Regions from separate parts of the Homo sapiens genome. Here region 2 is linked to region 1. Evidence: read pairs that join two places in POLR2A ChIA-PET (ENCODE). Cell type or tissue: HepG2. All regions are shown on one strand. Links, peaks and the distances in the headings refer to the core of each region. The heading gives the core; the rest is flanking DNA. Region 1 overlaps HMGA2 (high mobility group AT-hook 2). Region 2 overlaps HMGA2 (high mobility group AT-hook 2).

The links. Peaks named below come from ENCODE experiments on the same cell type or tissue, not always from the same donor. Only the 100,000 strongest peaks of a DNase experiment are listed, where the experiment ranks them.
Region 2: POLR2A ChIA-PET joins it to region 1 with 12 read pairs; 4 of 35 experiments call an interaction of 5 or more read pairs at or near these places.

The regions. Positions count from the first base shown.
Region 1 is chr12:65,925,288-65,935,926 of GRCh38, forward strand. The region is part of intron 3 of HMGA2 (high mobility group AT-hook 2); the gene reads left to right. HMGA2-AS2 (HMGA2 antisense RNA 2) reads right to left here. Exons shown (of 4, transcript NR_199060.1): 4 at 8,031-9,842. Among named protein-coding and RNA genes, the nearest start is that of HMGA2-AS2, 18 kb to the right of the region's middle. RefSeq lists enhancers at 1,139-1,649, 4,898-5,042 and a cis regulatory region at 4,963-4,976. In HepG2, for the core only: no CTCF peak of the experiment used is centred there; DNase peaks (open chromatin) are centred at 3,094 and 5,004.
Region 2 is chr12:65,846,059-65,856,697 of GRCh38, forward strand. All of the region lies in intron 3 of HMGA2 (high mobility group AT-hook 2), which reads left to right. It overlaps HMGA2-AS1 (HMGA2 antisense RNA 1), which reads right to left. Exons shown (of 3, transcript NR_158985.1): 3 at 5,169-5,594. Among named protein-coding and RNA genes, the nearest start is that of HMGA2, 27 kb to the left of the region's middle. In HepG2, for the core only: no CTCF peak of the experiment used is centred there; a DNase peak (open chromatin) is centred at 8,803.

The sequences.
Region 1 (10,639 bases), core at 1,836-9,835:
TTGAAAAAAATTGACTTTTGGACAATTTCTAATAAGCATTTGGGTGGTCCTGAGCAGGAGGAACTTCTAGTTTGTGAAGTAGCTAAGGAAAACATCTTAGGCAATTTTTAGTTCCAAGAACTTAGCCTGACCAAGTAACCTGACTTGCAGCTTAGGCGTTTAATTAGGAGCAATTTGGACACCAGAGTTCCGATTCTGCTCTTGGTGCCATCTTTTTCTTTGGGGAAGTGTTCTGCTTACAGCCTATATTTTGTGAACATCGTTTCCTGTATATCTTTGTGTCTAATACGGCACTTCAAACATAGTAGGCATTTGGAAATTGCTCCCTGAACTGAATTAAATGCAAGGTTAATTCATGGTTGTACATGATCAGAGTTGGAGTAAAAAATGAAATAAAATGAAAAGCACTATCAATTAATCAGGTTAAGTCATGTCAAGCGATCATTAAGTTTTCGATGATCTTGCAGATCTTTGAGAGAATGCGGATCTCGGGCATTTTCAGTTGTGTGCACTGACACGTGAATGTGTGTGTGCCCTCACATAAGTTCTTACATAGCAGAAGGAAGGAAGTTGTGAAAGGGGAGAAAATAGAGCTATTGACTGCAGAGCCATAAAGCTGTTTTTAGAATGACTGCTTCTGTTGTATTGGGGAACGCTTCCTTTGAGAGGGGGTATATTATGCATCCTCTTTCCATTAAGTCTATTTTTGGAAGAAATTACAGAAGATAATATATTACCAGCTCCCAGGGATCTCTTATCAACATAGCCTCTGTTCTCATAACACACCTGCTTAGAGCAAAATAAATTATTCTGTCCTCAGGAATGCCAACCCCAGACAATCAAAATCTTCACTAAATCCCTGTATTTATTAGGGAAGCTCGGATTTTTGAAAAGTGTTAACTCCGCCCCTAAAAGCAGTAAGCGAGAGATAACAACAGTGGAGTCTTGTGGTTGAGCATTCAATCAGCTTCAACAGGGGCAAAGTCTAGGAATTGTTTTCAAAACAGTGTGGGGCTTCCTACTCAGGGGGAGGATTTATCTGCATTTGGCAATTACTCCAGTTACCTTGGAACAAGAAATTTACTTCTCAGTAGTTTTGCAAATTAAGTGTTTAACTTCGTCTCTATAGAATTAATGCCTCGGAGGTGGGGAGAGGGAGGCAGAGGAGAGGCTTTCAAGGCCAGTTCACAAGTTTGACACTTAAAGTGATAGTAGCAAGTTTTTCTCTAACTGCAAGAGTGTGAAGTTCTGTTTCCACCTAATTGCAGTTTGCATCCTGCAAGTGTATTGATTTAGACATTAAAACAACTTAAATGTTTAGCAGTAAAAAGTTGTTTAATCATTAAACCACTACCATTTTCTTTCGCCCTTTAAACCTGCTTTCAATCAGCAAATGCTGATTTGGATGCTGGTTTACAGTCTCATTAACCATGAAGATCACAAAGGAAAGGTTGTGGCAGCAGTGGGAAGCTCTGAAGCACCCTCATTGTCACAGGAAACATTCAGTGAGACATTCAGCTGTCTCACAACACACACAGCTCTGAGAGAGGTTTGGGTGACAGAAATGCAGCCTCCAGTTCCAGAAGCAGCACGCTGTTCATTCCAGGAAAGGAAAAAAAAAGTGCTTTTCTGCGTGACCATGTTGATCACTGTTACCATGCAGTAATCAGGGGTCTTTTTGCCACTTAAGTGTAATGGGAGGAGGGTATATCATTGGAGACTCCTAGGTGAATGGCGTGGATGTTACTCTTTTGCAAAGCAAGGAGGAGTTGCAGTGTTTCATGGCCTTCTTTCAACACACGGGAGTTTTATCACTCATTTTAAACGCACAACTTAACACCATTTTCAAACTGAGTTCCAGCCCTGGATTGTTTTTTTACAAAATGGCCCCTTTCCCCTCATAGTGGGATGGCCATGGGTGCCCATTAATTGCTACACTTATAGGAACTGAATTTATTCCCTTCATGGTAGAAAAACCAAGCCTATTTTCTGAAACTTAATCCTGTGAGCTACCATCCACGGCCATACCAGGCTCCAGGAAGGGATCACAACTTTCTGAAGAGATGAATTGCTGCTTTAACAAAGGCTACGTGTGCCTTTTGATTCCATATTCTGCCTCCACTAGATGTTTGGTTTTGCTGCCAAATATAAAAACCACACTGGAAAAGACAGTTCTTCACTTTTAAGTGGCTGTGTGATAGAAAATTGGTAATTAGTTCAGTTTTGAGGAAGACAGGGACAAACTCTTCTTTACGTTTTATAAAATCACAAATTATCACAGTGATCTCCATTTGAGATGGAGAAATGGAAACCTAGCAAGTTCCAGAGACTTGCCCAAGATCTTGTAGCTAATTATTAGAAGCAGGAAATGGGTTAGAAACCAGAACCCTGATTTACAGCTAATTGTATTTTCGGCTATCCAAATATCTTTACTGGATTAATACAAACTTCTCTTGTCCTCAGGTAATACAAATACCTGTCCTCATAGAAAATAAAGGCTTATTGGTCTGTCTCTTTCTCTCTGTCTCTCTCTCTCTTTGTATCTGTGTGTGTGTGTGTGTGTGTATATATATTTTTTATATATGTATGTATATATAAAATATGTATGTATATATGTATGTATATACATACATATTTCTGTCACCCAAAATATGTATGTGAGTATATATATATATATATGTATGTATGTATATATGTGTATATATTATATATTTTATAAAGATATATATTCAATCATACATTGCTTAACAATAGGGGTACATTCTGAGAAATGCATCTTTAGGCAATTTCATTGTTGTGTTAGCATCAAAGAGTGTATTTACACAAACCTAGATAGTACAGCCTACTGCACATCTAGGCTAAATGGTGCATCCCATTGCTCCTAAGCTACAAACCTGTACAGCATGTTACTGTACTGAAACTGTAGGCAATTGTAACACAATAGTAAGTATTTGTGTATCAAAACATATCTAAACATAGAAAAGGTACAGTAAAAATACAGCATAAAAGATTTTAAAATGGTACACCTGTATAGGGCACTTACCATGGATGGAAATTGCCAGACTGGAAGTTGTGGTTGCTCTGGGTGAGTCAGTGAGTGAGTGGTGAGTGAATGTGACAGCCTAGAACATTACTGTACACTATGCAGACTTTGTAAACACAGTACACTTGGGCTACACTAAATTTATAAAAAATATTTTTCTTTCTTCAATAATAAATTAACCTTAGCTTACTGTAACTTTTTTACTTTATAACCTTTAAATTTTTTTAACTTTTTTACTCTTTGTAATAAAACTTCACTTAAAACACAAACACATTATGTAGCTGTACAGAAATATTTTTCTTTATATCTTTATAAGCTTTTCTCTATTTTGAAAATTTTAATTTTTTTTAATTTTCAAACTTTTTGGCTAACAACTAAGACATAGCACACACATTTGCCTAGGCACACATAGGGTGTGGATGATCAAAATGTCAGTAGGCAATAGGAATTTTTCAACTCCATTATAATCTTCTGGGACCACCACCATATATGCAGTTCATTGTTGAGTGAAACGTCATTATGTGGTGCATGGCTGTATTTATATCCGTATAAAGATTACACATATATAAAGGATGCAAAGACAAAGAGTACATATATATTTATATATGTAGTGTACTGTATATATGCATGTATGTATGTATGTATGTATGTATCTTACTTTGGGATTTCCTTTTTTCTAACCTTCTTACCATTTTAAGAATTGGTCTATGCACAGCAAACTTTTAGAATCGCAATTAAAATATTCAGAGAAGTGGCCAAGTTTTTGTATAGGTGTTTGGATACTGTGCAGACAAGTTCTACATTTCTCTGTTCTCAAAACTCCTTCCTACATAAATACTGAGGACTGTTCTCTGGCCAAAGTTTGTCAAACCATTTCTCTGAGTAACAAGACTTCCTCATGTTTTCCATACTCTATAGTTCAGTGTTGCAGCCTTCCCATACTTGATTTTTAAAGCGGAGTTTTGTTTTGTTTGTTCTTAGTGCATTATGACTATAAAATGTAAAAACCTTTCCTCTTTGAAGATAAAAGGAAGTAATCCTAATTTTAAACACTTACTTGTTTTAAAAAATTGAAAAAAAAGTATCGACTTGATATGTCTAAAGAGACCTATGTATATATGTATTAGATATTTATATACATACATATGTATGTATATATGTAATATATATCATATATATATTTTAGAAATCTGCAAATTTAAAAAGGGAGTGTTTAGATTGCAGAAGACCTATCCCTAAACCCCGAATCCCAGAATTCTTAAGCTAGAAGGGCACTTGAGAGGTGATCTCATCTATAAAGAGATGTATATTTAAGGAGCTAATTTACACAGGTAGATGACAAAACCTTACACCAACTCTTCAAGCACAGGAAGCACCTTACACGAAACACTTTGGTGAATGCTCATTTCTACTCAATTTTAAACTAAATTCAACTGAAAATACCTCATTTTAAAGAGGATATTCAGTTGACTCACTGGGGAAAAACAATTGGATAAACTGGTTGTTTGCCCTTACCGAGATAAAATCACTGATAAGTTGAATGCATTTTTGTAATGTGTCAAGACAGATGGCTTTAATAGTCACACATATTAAGTATGGGATATGTGGCGAGGAATAGAGGTTTTTATATACAGAAGTAAGAACTGTAGAGGGGGGAAACCATGAAAGATAGAAAAAGATGAGAAGAAAGAGGACAGAGATGATACACTCAAGAAAAGCTGCCTATTTCAGAGTAGAATATATTGTAAGCCCCAGTATAGTTGAATGCTTACAAGAGGAGAAGCTTTTAGCAACTCCTTTGTTTCTTAATGTATATATTATATCTGAACAGAATGCTTCTTTCCTGTGAGCTAGACAGTAGGAAGTAATCTATCTTCAACCTTGTTTGGTGTGTAAATAAAACTTTAGAAAGGGTCTATTGAACTTTGGACAGGCAAGCTCCATGAGCTCTCCCTCACTCTTTGAGGCAGGTTAAAGGGTACGGCCATGACCACCACCTTAATCCTTCAGGGACTATTTACAAAAGATTGAAAAATGTGCCCAGGGCCCGTACCTGCCCCTCTGTGGAACTAGCCCAACTCAAGTGGGCTGGCAGGCAAGCCTGGCTTTCATGGGGACAGAAGAGAGAGTTTGCGGGGAGCTTGGCATTTTTCAACACATGCTTTTTGGCTTCTCCTACTGAATTTGTAATTTCCATGATATTTGGTGGGAAAATGGACACCGGCCTCTTTTGCTTTTTGTCTGCTGCTTTGCAGCTATTGGGATTCTGCGCCTTGGGATAATGAAGCAGGCTGTCATTTCCTCCCCCTAAATAATGCATTACAAAGTGGAAATGCAAATTTCCTGTGCAAGCTCTAAGTAGCAGGTGGTATTTCCTTAATATATTGTTTTTGACCTTTGGGGAAATTGGTATTACGAGCTGACTTTGGAAAATTAAAATAGCATCAAGGTCCTACATTTTAAATAAAACAATCGATATCTTAATTTTTAAAATCAGACTAGATTACGATACCAGGAAAAGACATACATATTTTGCTTTTATGTGTTAAAGTTTTGTAATTCAGGGAGGACAAGAAAAGGGATATGGTGCAGCTGAACTTTCTAATTCACTAAGACAGGAAAAAAGGAAGGAAAAAATGTATATTTTTAAGTTTCAATTTAAACCTTTGCTGTTAACTAAATGCTTTGATATGATCAGTCATACAAAGAGTTAAATTAAGCATGGAGCTGTTCAGATGGCAAATCTGCGTTGAGCTGAAGGTAAAAGACATCTGTATTTTTCATTCATTTGCTCAGCAGCACTAAATTTCAAGCTTGTTTTTTGTTCAGCATCAAAGAAAAGGTTGTTTTATGGTTATTGGATTTTTTTTAACCCACATATTTCATGAAAGGGACTCAAGTCACTGGGTCTTTATATTCTTTTAAGTTATTTTTCTGCCCACAGCCATTCTGCAAGCCATCTTGTTGAAGAGGGAAAACATAATTTCATTCTTTTTCTCTTCCTTTGAAGAAAAAAATTTAAGAGATTTAAATACCATTCACATTTTGGAACTTCCTTCTTTACCCCCTCCCGAAACCATCATCTCACAACTATGTAAAGCAATCAAATGTTGAAAGACTTAAGAGATTTTCACACACATAAATATCCTTTATATACTTATAACTGCTCTACTTATCAAGGGCAACAAGAATGGAACCCAGGAGCTAAGTTTATAGATGTTTGTGTGTGTGTGTGTGTGTGTGTGTGTGTGTGTGTGTGTTTGTGTGCGTATCAATATATCCAGATGTGTCCAAATGTACACGGTATTTTTAGCATACAAATTGCTGATTAGGCATCTATGTCCCTTTCTCCTCTAAAACCTCTAAGTGCATGGATCTATTAGTGGATGGGCGCCAGAACGACACAGTCAATGCAGGACTGAAATATTTACCAAACCCAAGAAATGAAGGTTTGTTTGAATAGTTTAAACTTGACAGGAGGCTGAGACAAGAGGATCACTTAAGCCTAGGAGTTCGAGGCTACAGGCAGCTCTATGATCATGCCCCTGCACTCCAGCCTGGGCGATAGAGCAAGACCCTGTCTCTCAAAAAAATAAAATAAATTTGAGTAGTGTAAGCTATGTAAACTTGGATAATCCGGTTACCTTCATTCTTTAATTTTTCCATAGCATATATTTGGCTTCAATGTCCAGGTTTTCGAGCACGAGAAATCTGCATTTTCATTCTAAGAAGTATAAAACAAGATAGTTATACTTCATGTAAGGTTCACATTAATTGTCATTGCACCTCTTCTTCCCAGAAGGAAGAGGGAAGTGAGAGCTGGAGTCAAAACTGGGTACTGTAAATGCTCATCTAATCTTGGAATCTCAGGGGATATTAATTTTCCAGATAGTTGAGTTATTGCCTTCAAATTTTAACTTCAAATTTTGTTAATGTGGTTGTATATGCAAATTCAGCCAATGTGCATGATATGTGTGTCTCAAACTACATTTATGAATTCACTGTAATTTTATGTTTCTCTTGATAATGTTTGATTGTTAACATAAGCATCACTAGACTTGTCAAGTGGCAAAGATCATATTCTTTCATTCTTTCTTCCTTTCTCATTTCTTGAATGCTGGCTATATGCCAGGAACTATGTACCCACCCTGGTGCTTGGTGTATAGAAGGCACTCAATGAATGTATGTTGAATAAATGAAAAAAATAAATGAATAAACAAGTTCAATGGATAGTTAAAAGGATAGTTTCAATTCTATAAACCTTAATTTGGGTGTAGGACCAGTCACAGTACCATGACAGATAGAGCTATTTGGTGATAAATAGTGTGGAATGTATTTACCACCAGGCAGTAATGCCCTGTCCCTCCTTGAATAGTACTACAGATATGAGAGTGCTTTTTTAAATTTTTAATCATTGGCCACTTTCTCTAGAAATTGGAGGGAAACTGTGCAGCAACAGGACTCTCTGGGCATTGTGACAGGTCTACTGTCTACAAAATTTGTGTTCAAGGCAAAATCTAAAGCAGCCATCTTTCAAAAGGATGTCCTCACTTTATAAAAAACAATTATTGCAATGACTATAGCCAATGAGGTTGTTCTTGCCACTGCCATTCAAAACATCAGTGATTTTGGCATCTTGGGCACATACCACAGACACCAACTTGTTTTTTCTTTCCCACACCTCTGTCCTATATATGCTAAGTTTATTCTTGGGCTGTGACAGAGGAGCATTCCTTATCACTTTGAGAAGTTCAGCTAGGATATTTAGGGGATGAACTGCATTCTTACGAATTCTTTATCATGATTACACTCCTATCTAGTATAATTTGAAGATAAAGTAGGGCCTTTGGAGGTAGACTAGCATAGGTTTGAAATGTTTCCTTCATTCATTATCAGCTGCCAAGAGTAACCTGGGGACGATTCCGTGCTTCGTAAACATGGTCTCTTCATATACATGCTGATATACAGGAAAGACCTTTGCAGAACTCCATGAAAGTTTGTTTTTTATTATTGTACTAAAAATTACATATACCTGACCAGACACAAAACTAAGCTGTAAGTTTTCTTTAAACCTCCTTAATATTTTGTCCTTTAAGCATAAGCGATGTTGCAAAGCACCCCTTTAATTTATCCTGTGTAAACAATCACTATAGTCTGCAAAATAGATTGCATTTCTTATGAAATCCACTTTGTAATAACATTTTGTATACAGAATGATGCATTCAGTGAATGAGGTAATTAATGCTAAAGGATAAAAAGATTATTTAAAAAATTTACCAAACTATACCTTGCTTCCTCAGTAGCTATGCATAGGTAAGTCTGTTATTCTGAAATTATGGTTGACTGAAAGAATAAATATAAAAGATAGTGGGAGGTATCCATCAAAAATGTCTTTATCTTTTTAAACACTGGTATGCACTCTATAAGGAGTAAGCAACAGTGACAATTTTTCCCTAATCACTAAATGATTATTAACCATTTGTAAGAAGAGTTAACCTGTCCTTAATTTGTTTGAACCCATAGGGCCATGAACAAACACCATAATAGAGTGAAGAAAGCAATGCCAACGTAGACCAATTTTATCACTAATATAGAACTGCCCTGGGACAGAGTATGCCCAGATATGAGTTCTCAGAAAAAGCCACAGAACTCTTCTGTAAACTCCTATATCAACTATATCCTACCTTCTCTTCTGCCTCAGCTTGCAGTAGCAGAAAAAGTTTACATGTGTTTGTATATTCACTGAACAGTAGCCCTCAAAGAATAGGGAATTCTCACATCTTTTCAAAAAGAGCCACTTAAAGAAAATACATTCTAAGTGCTTTAATTCAGATTTAAATGGCTACATTGCGAGATATTATTCCATATAATTGGAGTAATTGTGAATTTATACAGATTTTCAACAGTGGCACTGTGCAACCATTGATAAAATACAGGGGCTGGGGGGATAAAACCAGTATTGCCTGGATCCAGTGACATTTTCCCATGCTCACTTTTTCCAGTTGTGTAGCAATGACCATATTCTCTAATAACATCAGCATACTTTTATGCTTTGGTCTTTTTCCTTTTCATTAGGAGAATACTGGAATTCATGCTGTAGAATGGTTCCTTTTATACCCCAGCCCACTTGTTCAACGACATTCCTGTGATTTTACTATCTAATATGTTGTGGCTATAACCAGAGAATGCAAAATCTGTCTTCCTGAGAGCCTTGGCCTCTATGTTTTCTACCAAATCATACCTCCATTTTCTCTATAAAGGCTGTTGGTACACCCACAAATGTCATCTGTTTGTGATGAGCAGAACTGAGGCACTTTTGTTCTGATGCTTACATTTGTTCACATGAATAGAAGTTCCTCACTTGAAAGTGATTTGCACATAGGTTGAGGAACTGTGAATGAAATCACTCAACCTAGAGGCTGGCATTCTTCATGCTGCTGGCTGTTGATTTCTTCATCTTCTCCCTGAAGACCCTGCATGAGTGGTGAGTATCCATAAAGGCACCAGGAGACCCAGACACCTCTGTGGCAGCCAAGCAGGTGTTACCCTGCAGGACTTAAGAGGGATCTTAAGAGCAAGAGAAGGAAGGAGTGACTTCTCTCACCAGTGGTCAGAGCAGAAGGTGCAGAGCAGCAAGTTGCAGGTGCTGGCAGTGATGGCTTCTGAACTGAAGAGCAACCAAACCCTCCCATGTAACCCTGTCACCACAGCTCAAAGGGAGGTTTTCTTGCCCCCCAGTAGAAGGGAACTGACAGCGCCTGTATGGCTTTGCATCCTGAAGATACTGTAGTTGTTGCGTCTGTTGGGGAAGCATCAAGAAAATTAGATTGTTCCAACATTCAAGCTCTTCCATATTAGCTTTGTGTTCCATTTGATGTCAAACAATAGGTTGAAAAATTAGCTTAATTCTAAGCTTATATGTATATAGGGAATTTTATCAATTATTAGCACCATTATAACTTGTTAAACAGTGAACTTATAGTTGAATGTGATCTATTAGATGGCTGCTTAACATTTGCTCGAGAATAATCTATTAGTCATCTAAGCACAAAGCAGCTATTTGAAAATTTGTTGAGTAAATGACATCTCTTTGACAGAAATATCTGCATAATTGCAGTGTGTTATACATGCTCGTTATAGCCTAACTACACGTCTGTTTGAATTTGGGTTTTTCTTTTTTTTTTTCTGTCTGCATAACACACATGCAGACATCATAGTGTGAATACTTACTGTTATGATCTTGGAGAAAAGTGTATCTGTCAACTCTTTAACAGCCTAAGCATACTAAAGGTAGTTTGTAAGCAACACATAACTTTGAACATGGAAAAATTAAGTTTGCTTTTAATGAAATTCTAATTTTGTAACTTGCTGAGAGTTATTTTTAGAGAGTGGTAACTGTTGAAGAAAAAGAAGCTTTTTTTTTCTTTCAAATCCTGAAATGTAATTGGTAGTCATTAATTAAATTTTATAAAATAGATGTTCCTTTCAAAAGCAATCTCAAACAATAGTACATTTTAAAGTCTGGATCTCTTTCCCAGCAGCCCAGGGTGTTTTGAAGATAGGAGAACAAGGGAAGTACTTTAAGCTGTAAAGTCT
Region 2 (10,639 bases), core at 1,381-9,380, 80 kb before region 1:
AGTAACAGCCAACATAAGGTTTTCAGATTATCTACATCCAGGCTCGCCCCCAACCCTGTCCTCAGGAATCACTGAATGCAGCCATGACACTGAAATTTGTTTTTCATTCATTATTTTTTCATTCTTACAATAAACGTGGTTTTATAAGTTAGTTAAAAAGTCTTTTTCAGGATGCCGTAGTAAACAAGAGTCCCTTTTGAGCATTTCCTTAGTAAACGATGAATGGCTGCTGGTCAAGCTTGTTCTGGCAAGTCTTTAGCCTCTGTTCAGATTCAGAAGAATGGCATCAAATCTATGCTTACATTAGACTCAGGTTGTGGAATGTAGTTCTTTCAATTCAGGTTTAGTGAATTTGTCTTATGATGCTGAAAGAGTCCTGTTTGGGTGTTAAGAGGCCACAGAGCTAACCCTAACTATATGACCAGGGAAAGCCCGTGTTATCACATTGTACTGTAATTTCAGTGCATTAACTCAGAAAATGCACCTCGAGTGCCTGTTTAAACGTGATGTTGTGCAGAAGGAACAGCATGTACAGGACAGAGATAGAGACGGAGGCTACTGAAACACTTTTTTTGTTGTTGTTGTTCACCTATTTGGTTGCTTGTCTCTTTCTTGGCTGGATCATTTAAACCCTAGAGTTCCAGTTCTGAGACCCTTTGATTTTGTGATTTTCCCATTTGTCTAAACATTTTGCCAAAGCCTTCTGACACGATTATAAATCAAGTCTGTGCTGGGTCCTAGGGATGTCAAGGCTGACAAGATAGGTGGGGCTGCCTTTGGGGAATTTATAGTCTGGGGAGCTCTAAAGAGATAACCTGATACCTGCCAGGTAGATTATTATTCTATGCTTCAGATGTTAGGAGGCTAAATTAAATTACAGTTTTCAAGTATTTTGAGCTCTTTAGAATTTAAGTCCTTCCATAGAAGTAATTATATTGCTTTCCAAATCCTAATGACACACTATTTGAATTTACCTATATTAACACCATAATTTGAATGTTCATGTATATGTATACATACATACTATATATATACACACACACACTTATATATGATATATGAATTGGTTGTGCTATGTGCTGTGTGCCTGGGGTTACATTCTCTCATTATCTTCACAGCAAATATATAAGCTAATACAAAATGTATACAGATTTGATTTATCAAAGTAGTCAAATTTCATCTAGTTAGTATTGGGTTAAAAAGATGGGTGTTAAATCGTCAGGTACAGGCTCCAAAAAGAGGGAGAAAAAGGGAATCAGAAAAAAACAGGAAAATTCTGTTGAGCCATTTAACATATGGTGACCTTATTTTTCCTCTTTGTGCATACTCAATATAATTTATGCTTATCAAATAATTTTTAAATCACCAGGTCTTATAGCAACTTAATTATATACTTTAATATTTCTGAATAGTGCAGCCCTTTGTGTTTTAAAATGAGCTCTTTGAGGGTTGGGTGCATATCTCCTATTTATCTTTTTAACCTCAGCACCTAGGACATAGGAGGGAATTCAGCAAAGTGATTAAGAGCTCAGACTGCCTGGGTTCAGGTATCAGCTTAATCAAGGCAAGTTGTTGATCATCCCAGCCCCAGTTTCCCTGTGTGTAAAACAAAGGGTAATCATAGTTTTTGTCTGGTAGGATTGTTTCATAAGAATTAAATGAGAAGCCATCAAAAAAACTTTATTCAGCATGTGTCAAGCTCTCAATAGGTCATAATTGTTGATGTTAGTACAGTCTCAGGCCCATAATGGTGCTTACTAAATGTTCGGTGAGTAGGATGACAGTTTTTCTTTAGTGTGTATAAAGGATGGCCTTTGAATTTTTGTTTTCCAGTAATGAATGTGGATTTGAATTACATTCTTTGACTTAAAAAAATCCAAACTAATGATTTGTATTTCCAAAGAGGCTACAGCAGGTTTTTTTTAAAAAGCACAACCTATAGGCATCAAAGCAGTATTTGTAATAATTTTGAATTCCATCTTATGCCTCTCCACTAAAGAAGTAAGCTGCTAGCCACTATCACCCAGGCCCAATAGAAACTTCGAATGTCTTGCCCTATGTTAATGTTTCCATTCCCTCACTCCTGGAAATAGCATTCTGCTTTCCAAAATAGACTCTTATGCTGTACCTTAGAAGGATTTTTGTCACAATTTTGGATCATCAGAAAAACAGAAGACAGCTTTATTGGCCAAACCTCATGAACTAATTTTCTAAGGTAGTTTCTCTTTCTCTCTCTCTTTTTACAAAAACTTATTTTAATGGCCTATTTGTGTCCCATTTTCTTTCTGTTAATTTTTAGTACTAACATGAGAATAAAGAAAAGTAAAAAGTCAATTACTCTATTTGTTTCTTTCAAGGGCATTTGAAAGCACTTAAAGTGATACATTAAGGCAGTAGGGTGTACAACTAAAGATTTACTGGGGACAACAACCTGAAATCCTAGGCTTATGTCAACATGGGAGTAAGTACTTCAGTTAGAATAATAGCTAGCAATGTTACATAACTTAAAAGTTTAAGGCCGGGTGCGGTGGCTCACGCCTGTAATCCCAGCACTTTGGGAGGCCGAGGCGGGTGGATCATGAGGTCAGGAGATCGAGACCATCCTGGCTAACAAGGTGAAACCCCGTCTCTACTAAAAATACAAAAAATTAGCCGGGCGCGGTGGCGGGCGCCTGTAGTCCCAGCTACTCGGGAGGCTGAGGCAGGAGAATGGCGTGAACCCGGGAGGCGGAGCTTGCAGTGAGCCGAGATTGCGCCACTGCAGTCCGCAGTCCGACCTGGGCGACAGAGCGAGACTCCGTCTCAAAAAAAAAAAAAGTTTAAGCATTACCAATAACGGAAGTGCAGGTTTACCAAGTTCCCAGAAAACCCAAATATCTTCAATATTAAGGCAGTTCCCCAGTGCAGGAAGCACTAAATCCCAAGAAGGTGAGATAATAACTGTATGTGCATGGAGGAACATGGACTCATACGATTATGGTTGGTAATGTTCTAGAAAGCACTGTTTGTTTTGCGGTCCCTTATTATTTCCTGTTCAGAATGATTCTGATGTCAGAAAAGATACATCCTACGCAGTTTGTGTCAGAAGCTGATCCTCGAGTGTAATTTCCTTATTACAGGGTCTCTGTCCCTACATTTTCTTTCCTGCCATTATTCTCTCAGGTAGTCCAACTTCAGTATTCCTTAAATTCTCTAGTGGAAACTTGATGAGGCATTTGCATGCCTGGGCCCACTCTCCTAGGGGTGGAGTTAGAATGTATGAACATGGCCATCTCTGTGTCCCCTCATTCTCTTGAGAGATGGACATTCTTGGCACTGGATGCACACCTTATAAGTTTTAAGGAAAGGATGAAAAGGCAATGAGTGATAATGCTGTCCATCTTATAACATGTTCATTCTGTGCTATTAATCTAAAATTTCTCTTTTAAGAGAAAGTATAGTTTGATTTACAAATCAATAAATAAATCCCTTATTCCCCTTTCATATCTTTGGACTACATATTTTCCATATATATTTGGTGAAAAATATCTCATTCCCAGTCCTAATTCTCCTTATTATAATTTCTTACATAGCAATGTGGTAGAGCTTAATGACATTGTTTGGATTTGCTATTGAGATTTTCCTAAATGAGAGTGGTCATCTCCAGACTACCAAACCAAGACAATGGTAGGCTCTGTATTTTTTTTTTTTTTTTTTTTTTTTGAGGCTGGAGTGCAATGGCGCGATCCTGGCTTACTGCAACCTCCGCCTCCCGGGTTCAGGCGATTCTTAAGCCACAGCCTCTCGAGTAGCTGGGATTACAGGTGCCTGCCACCACGCCTGGCTAATTTTTGTATTTTTAGTAGAGACAGGGTTTCACCATGTTGGCCAGGCTGGTCTCAAACTCCTGACCTCAAATGGTCCGCCTGCTTCAGCCTCCCATAGTGCTGGGATTACAGGCGTGAGCCACTGTGCCTAGCCTCTATTTTTTATTTAGTATTGCCCTTCCTCTATTGGTGGTTGAATTTTTTGTGGATATTAAAATTTGTCATCAAATCAGCCAGGCTTAAAGTTTTGTGCCTTCCATCCTGTTTAGACAATTGATGAGCTACATAAAACCATTTAAAATCCATAATTTTATAAGCAATAAATAGGTAATTTTTTCTAACATGTAGTCCCCCTCGCTATTAAATCACTCATCTTAGTGGAGATCAGTTGGGATCCTTTTCAACTGTTAAGACCTATGGGAACAAAGCTGTTACAGCTATGACCCTATTTGCACTGTTGGAAGTTCTTAGGGAGCCACAGTATTTACAGGAAACTAATTCACACTAAACTCACTTGTACTGCATTGTTTCCTGCTATGATAAAGCAAATGGGTTATGTATATTATTGCTTTAATAGAATGATCAATGCACTTAGATTGTGTAGTGTGAGAGAGCTTGGCCTTACATAGTCACAGTATGAAGAGACCGAATTTTTTTTTTTTTTTACTAAAAAAAAAGACTTTTCTGCTGGGATTGTAATAATGTGGTAAGTATTCAGACTTACTATTTGCTATCTTTGAAACAAATATATTACAATAAACATTTAGAGAAGCTGACATTTTATATCCATAAGGCAAACACAAAATTTCCCAATTTGTATGAAAATTTGGGTGTTTTATCCTGTGCTTTTATTTATTTTTTTATTTTTGAGTCTGAGATATTTTTGTGTCCAAGAAAATGTTTAGATTAATTCACTTGCAGTCTTGAAGTTATCTTTGGTAGAAAAACATCCTTATGTGTATGAAAAAAGCAATTTAGAAAGGAGATTTCATGAGCATCCTTGACAGTGGTGTACAAGTTTAATCGTCTTTCCTGTGACAGGAGGGTCTTCATGTATTCAACCTAGAATTTCTCCTTTTACGGTTCTTAGTCCATTTCCTCTTGTCTTGTTCTTAATGGTGACAGAGAACATCTGCTATGTTCCTCTTCAAAATATATCTTCCTACTTGGGGTACTGTAAAGTGTACGTACTTTGGGTCTTAACATATCTGCATTTGAGTCTGAACCTTATCACTTACTAACCTTAGGCCTTTGTTACCTCTCTGAGACTAAATTTCTTCTTTTGTGAAATGAGGCTGGTAATATCTCCATTGTAGTTTCAGCTAAAGTATCCAGTACCTAGTAAATGCTCAAAATACCATTATTTTGGCCTGGCACAGTGGCTCAGGCCTGTAATTCCAGCACTTTCGGAGGCCGAGGCAGGTCAATCACTTGAGGTCAGGAGTTCGAGACCAGCCTGGCCAACAAGGTGAAACCCCATCTCTACTAAAAATACAAAAAATTAGCCGGGTGTGGTGGCGCATGCCTGTAATCCTAGCTACTTGGGAGGCTGAAGCCGGAGAATCACTTGAACCTGGGAGGCAGAGGTTGCAGTGAGCTGAGATTGCACCATGGCACTCCAGCCTGGGTGACAAGAGCGAAACTCCATCTCAAAAACAAAAACAAAAACCAAGAAATTAGACAGCTGTGGTGGCGGGCACCTGTAATTCCAGCGAGCAGCTTGAACTCAGGAGGCGGAGTTTGGAGTGAGCCAAGATCATGCCACTGCCTGGGCAACAAAGCGAGACTCTGTCTCAAAACAACAACAACAACAAAAAATCATTAGTTTTAAACCCTGTGAAAATATGTTGTCAGCTTTCCATTTTCCACAATAACATTCCCAAGTCTTTCTCACTATGTCCTGTTTTTCTAACCCACTAATCACGGTTCTGAATGAGACTTCAAATGATATGGTAGATGGAACACTACGTTCGTGATGAAAGGCCTTTCTGACTTGCATTCTGACTTAATGAATTTCTAGCTTTGTGACCTTGGACAGGTGACTTATCCTTGAACCTGCTTGCTCTTATGTAAAAGAGGGATAATAATTGTCATATCTTCTTTGTCTTCCTGTCTGGGTTGTGGTCAGAATAATATAAGAAAGTAATTTGTACTTTGTACAAATTTGTACAAGGTACAGTTTGTACAAATAATAATTTGTACAAATAATTTGAAAGTAATTTGTACTTTGTACAAATTTGTACAAAGTACAATTTGTGCAAATAATTTGTACAAATAATTTGTACAAATAAAGCACCTTGCAATCATAAGGTAACAGCAGTAAGTATCAGCAATTAAAATTTCATACACTAGCTGGATGCGGGGGCTCACGCCTACAATCCCAGCACCTGGGGAGGCCAAGGCAGGTGGATCACCTGAGGTCAGGAGTTCGAGACCTGCCTGGCCAACATGGTGAAACCCCATCTCTACTAAAGAAAAAAATACAAAAATTAGCTGAGCATGGTGGCGCGCTGCTGTAATCCCAGCTACTCGGGAGACTGAGGCCAAAGAATCTCTTGAACTCGGGAGGTGGAGGTTGCAGTGAGCTGAGATTGCACCACTGTACTCTGGCCTGGGTGACAGAGCGAGACTCTGTTTCAAAAAATAATAATAATAATAATTAAAATTTCATATACTACAATAGGGTGAATGAAATTGTTCCTGTTATTTATATAACTTCTAACACTTAGCTTGCTATCTTCAGCTTTTCCCTTGTCTTATCTAATGGTTTATGAGGCATTTACTCTTTTTCCATTTCCATCTGCTCTTATGGTTGAAAGGCTAAAACTGACAACTTTCAGATGTATCACAGAGACATATCAAAAGAATTCCAACATGAAAGGTATTGGGTTCATGTGCAGAAGTAGTGAATAAATAAGCAGGGTTGGGTGAGGTTAAGAGAGTGCCACATGATCTATGTGGTAATAAATAGGTGAAGTGCCCAGGAGAGAGAGATGAGCAGAAGAGACCTCTCCAGTAGTAGACATTGAAGAGGAGGATTTTAGAATTCGTCTCTTAAGACATTCACTGCCAAGTTCCAACAGAACATCATGGACAAAACATATCTAAATGAGAAGGAAACTTTGGGACATTGAGGATGGCTTGGAGTGGAAATGACCTGGAAGGTTGCAGTGATCCCAGGCAGGAGAGGACAATGGCCGTGTCTGCAGTGGTACAGTCTGAGGGGGAAGGTTGCCGACTGACGTGTGGGGAACTGGGAGTGTGGCACTGGAGAAGACCAGTTGGAAAATTGATTGTCCTGGCTGTGACAGCTGAACCATGAGGACTGTCTAAGAGCACTGAAACTGGGGAGAAAAGAAAGTAGCCTGGACATGGTAATGCTTAAATGAATACTTACATGTGATACCGTAATTATCAACAGATTTAAAATCTGTTGAATATACTGTTCAAGTTTAAATCTGTTGAATATACTGTTCAAGTTTATAGAAGCAAGAAACTTCCCCCCATATTTGTACTGTATTAATCTTTTGGTTTCCTTGCCTCAATTCAGTTTTGTTTCATATTTAATTATGGGGCTGAAAGTACATAAGTTTGAGTAGTCTAGAGTGGAATGTGGTTAAATATCCCTGCAGATTACTTTATGTGTTTCAGTATTCTAATAAAATCAGCCGCAGTGATCCATATGGGATTTGTAGATGCTGTTTTCCCGAGGCCCTTTTCTCTATGGCTGTCTGTGACCTTAGCCATTGACTCGCTTAATCGTTTTTGGCCTCCTAAGTCAGTGATTCTGAGCGGGCAGAGTGGTAATGTGATGTCATGTCTGGGGCATGAGCCTGCATCCTCGCCGCACAGGGGTCCCACCCTTCCTGGTCTAGGCAGCTCAATGCACAGTGCTTGGCGCATCGTGAGTGCTCAATAAATTCAGTTGCTTTTCCCGTCTCTCTCTGGATCTCAAATAGAAATATCCAAATTTGAGAATGCCACCAAAGCATTAAGTTCCCTAATTAAAGTCCATAGTAAAAGCTGAGGCAGATGTGTGGGAATGCAGTTCCAGACACTGTAGTTAATCTAGGAGAGATGATCGCACTGTATTTACAACAAGGCTTCCCATGCTCATGAATCATAAGAACTCTTACAGGATTAATGAGTTTTAACTTAATGCAGAATTTTTAAACTATGTGTAATGCTGGGACATTTCAAAGTGTTTGTCATGAAAAATGGCTGATGAAGGTACACATTTCGAGATATCCTGTGTTCCACCTACGTTGTTTGTTATCTTGTTGACATCTTCTGTTCCTTTTACAAAAAGGTCAGAAGGAAGTCCCTCCACATTTTCTGTAGATTGCTAGATAAGAGAAACATCAATATAGAAAGGAACATTTTGATAGCCTTACACATTTATGTTTTTCAAAATAAAAAAATTCTTTAAATAAAACTTTCTTTCGTGCCCTTTCTCTGGTAGAGAGAAAAATTAGCCCCCTTTTCTTTCAGAGACGTGCCTTGTGGGCTTTGACCAGTTTTCCCCTAATGCTGGCATTTTGTAAAACTGTAGAACAAGATCTCAATTAGGATGTTGACATTCACACAATCCATTCATCGCGATTAGATTTCCCCAGTTTCGCATGTACTTATTTGTGTGTGTGTATGTGTGAGCATCAAGTTATATACAACTTTATCACATGTAGGTTCATGTATTCACTACCAAAGGTATTATTATTTTTTAAGTTCCAGGGTGCATGTGCAGGATGTGCAGGTTTGTTACATAGGTAAATGTGTGCCATGGTGGTTTGCTGCATCTATCAACCCATCAGCTAGGTATTAAGCCCAACATGCATTAGCTATTCTTCCTGATGCTCTCCCTCCCCACTCCGGTATTCTTTTAAGACTGTCAGTTGCTCAGGAGTTTGTGGCACATCCCATGATGACATACACTAAATTTGTCTTCTCTAAGTACACAAGAACTTTGCATGACTGTAGGAATGTGGGGAGAGGAATTCTGGCCCATGGTTCCTGTCTTTGGCTGTGCAGTTACTCTTTCACATTCCCTCATTATAAAGGTCTGGCTGGCCCTGGCAAAATCATAGGTGGGCTTTGCACACAGCTAACTGCTTGCCTGAAGTAACTTACACTTTTGTACTGCATTCAGAGTTCTGCCAACTTCAGAGGCCAGGAAAGAAAGAAAGGATTGGCCTGGGAGTGTAACACACCTGCTTTTCCTGAAGGCACATACAACAGGCGTATTTGAGTACCTGCTTGCCCTTTGGGATATATTGAAACACATGCCTGTTTCGTCCTGAAGTTGTGGATGAATACCTTCATCCCCTGGAAATTCCTTGTTTCACATAGATTTTAAATGTCCTTGCGGGCAGATATTCACTGAGAAAACTGTCCTGTTAATTGTACTTTGGCTATCTGGCCCAGTCTCTAGAACAATTATAGTAGAACCATGTCATCTTGACACATTTAGGAAGATCCACATTTGAGAATGCCACTGTAATGTTTAGGTTCCCCAAATAAAAATTTCATATTACAACTATGTCTCTCTCTTTCCTTTCTCTCTCCCTCTCTTTCTCTTTCTCTCTCTCTCTCTCTCTCACACACACACACACACACACACACACACACAGAGCAAAGCTGTGCTAAGATGCAAACACTAGGCAGATGGCCAAGTTGCCCCTCCAGGCTAAATGTCTCAGGCCTGCACTCTAGTCTGAGAAAAAATGGATTTGCAAACAGTTCAAACTGTGAATATTAACATTTAAGAATGGCCAAGGTCTATTGCATTCCACTAGTCACTCTTAGAATCTGAGTGTTTGTTTAGGTAACCAGAACACAGATGATGATGATGATGATGATGATGATGATGATGATGATAATGATTGATCATAATAACTGAAGAGTAAAACACTATCAATGTGATCATTATGGGATTCTTTTGGAGAATACATTTAGTATATTTGGACCAAAAGCCCTGTTGGATCCTAAATCCCAGCTATGCTGTGGCATACAAAGAGCTGTTTTTTCTTTTTTTTTTTTTGGACTAATGCTTTTTGACTATTGGCACTTCAAATATCTACGAATTACAAGTGATATTCTTTATTTTTGGTGGTAACTATTATCTTATTTAAACAAAAATCATGCTTTTGAATCAGCTGTAGACATTTTTGACAATCTTGGAAGTGCAGAAAAAGTTATATTTGAAAGAAAATAATTATAGAATATCAGCATATGCTGCTGTTGCTTCCATAGCAAACTCCTTTGGGCCTTACTCAACCAAAATAAATGTGGCCACATTGCTGCAGTAAGCATGGCTTGAGGCAAATGGAAGACTGCAGTTCTGTTTCCTGTGTCCTGCTTTCTGTCCCTGAGGTCCAAGCAATGCCAGAACAGTGAATTTGAAAGTATTAAAATGTTGGTCTGTGTGGTCCTTGGTCTTCCCATCTATAAAGCTAGACTTGGTGTAGAGATTATATAGTTAAATCCTCTTATATTCTACAGGTGACAAAATGAAAACCCAGAGCAATTGTGTCCAGTTCAAGGCCACACAACCTTGTTAGCTCTGACAAGAGCCAGGTTTCCTGACTTCTAGTCCATTGCTTTTCCCTGTAGCGAGCCGCTTCCTCTTGCCTCACCCGATCTTCCTTGGATTTCCATTGGGAATGTTGACCACAGTTCTGATAAATCTCTTCCTTCAGGTCCTGTGTTAGTTTCTTCAGGGCTGCCATAACAAAGTGCCACAAACTTGGGTGCTTTACCACAACAGAAATTTGCTCTTTCACAGTCTGGAAACTGGAAGTCTGACATCATGGTGTTGGCAGGGCCGTGCTCTCCCT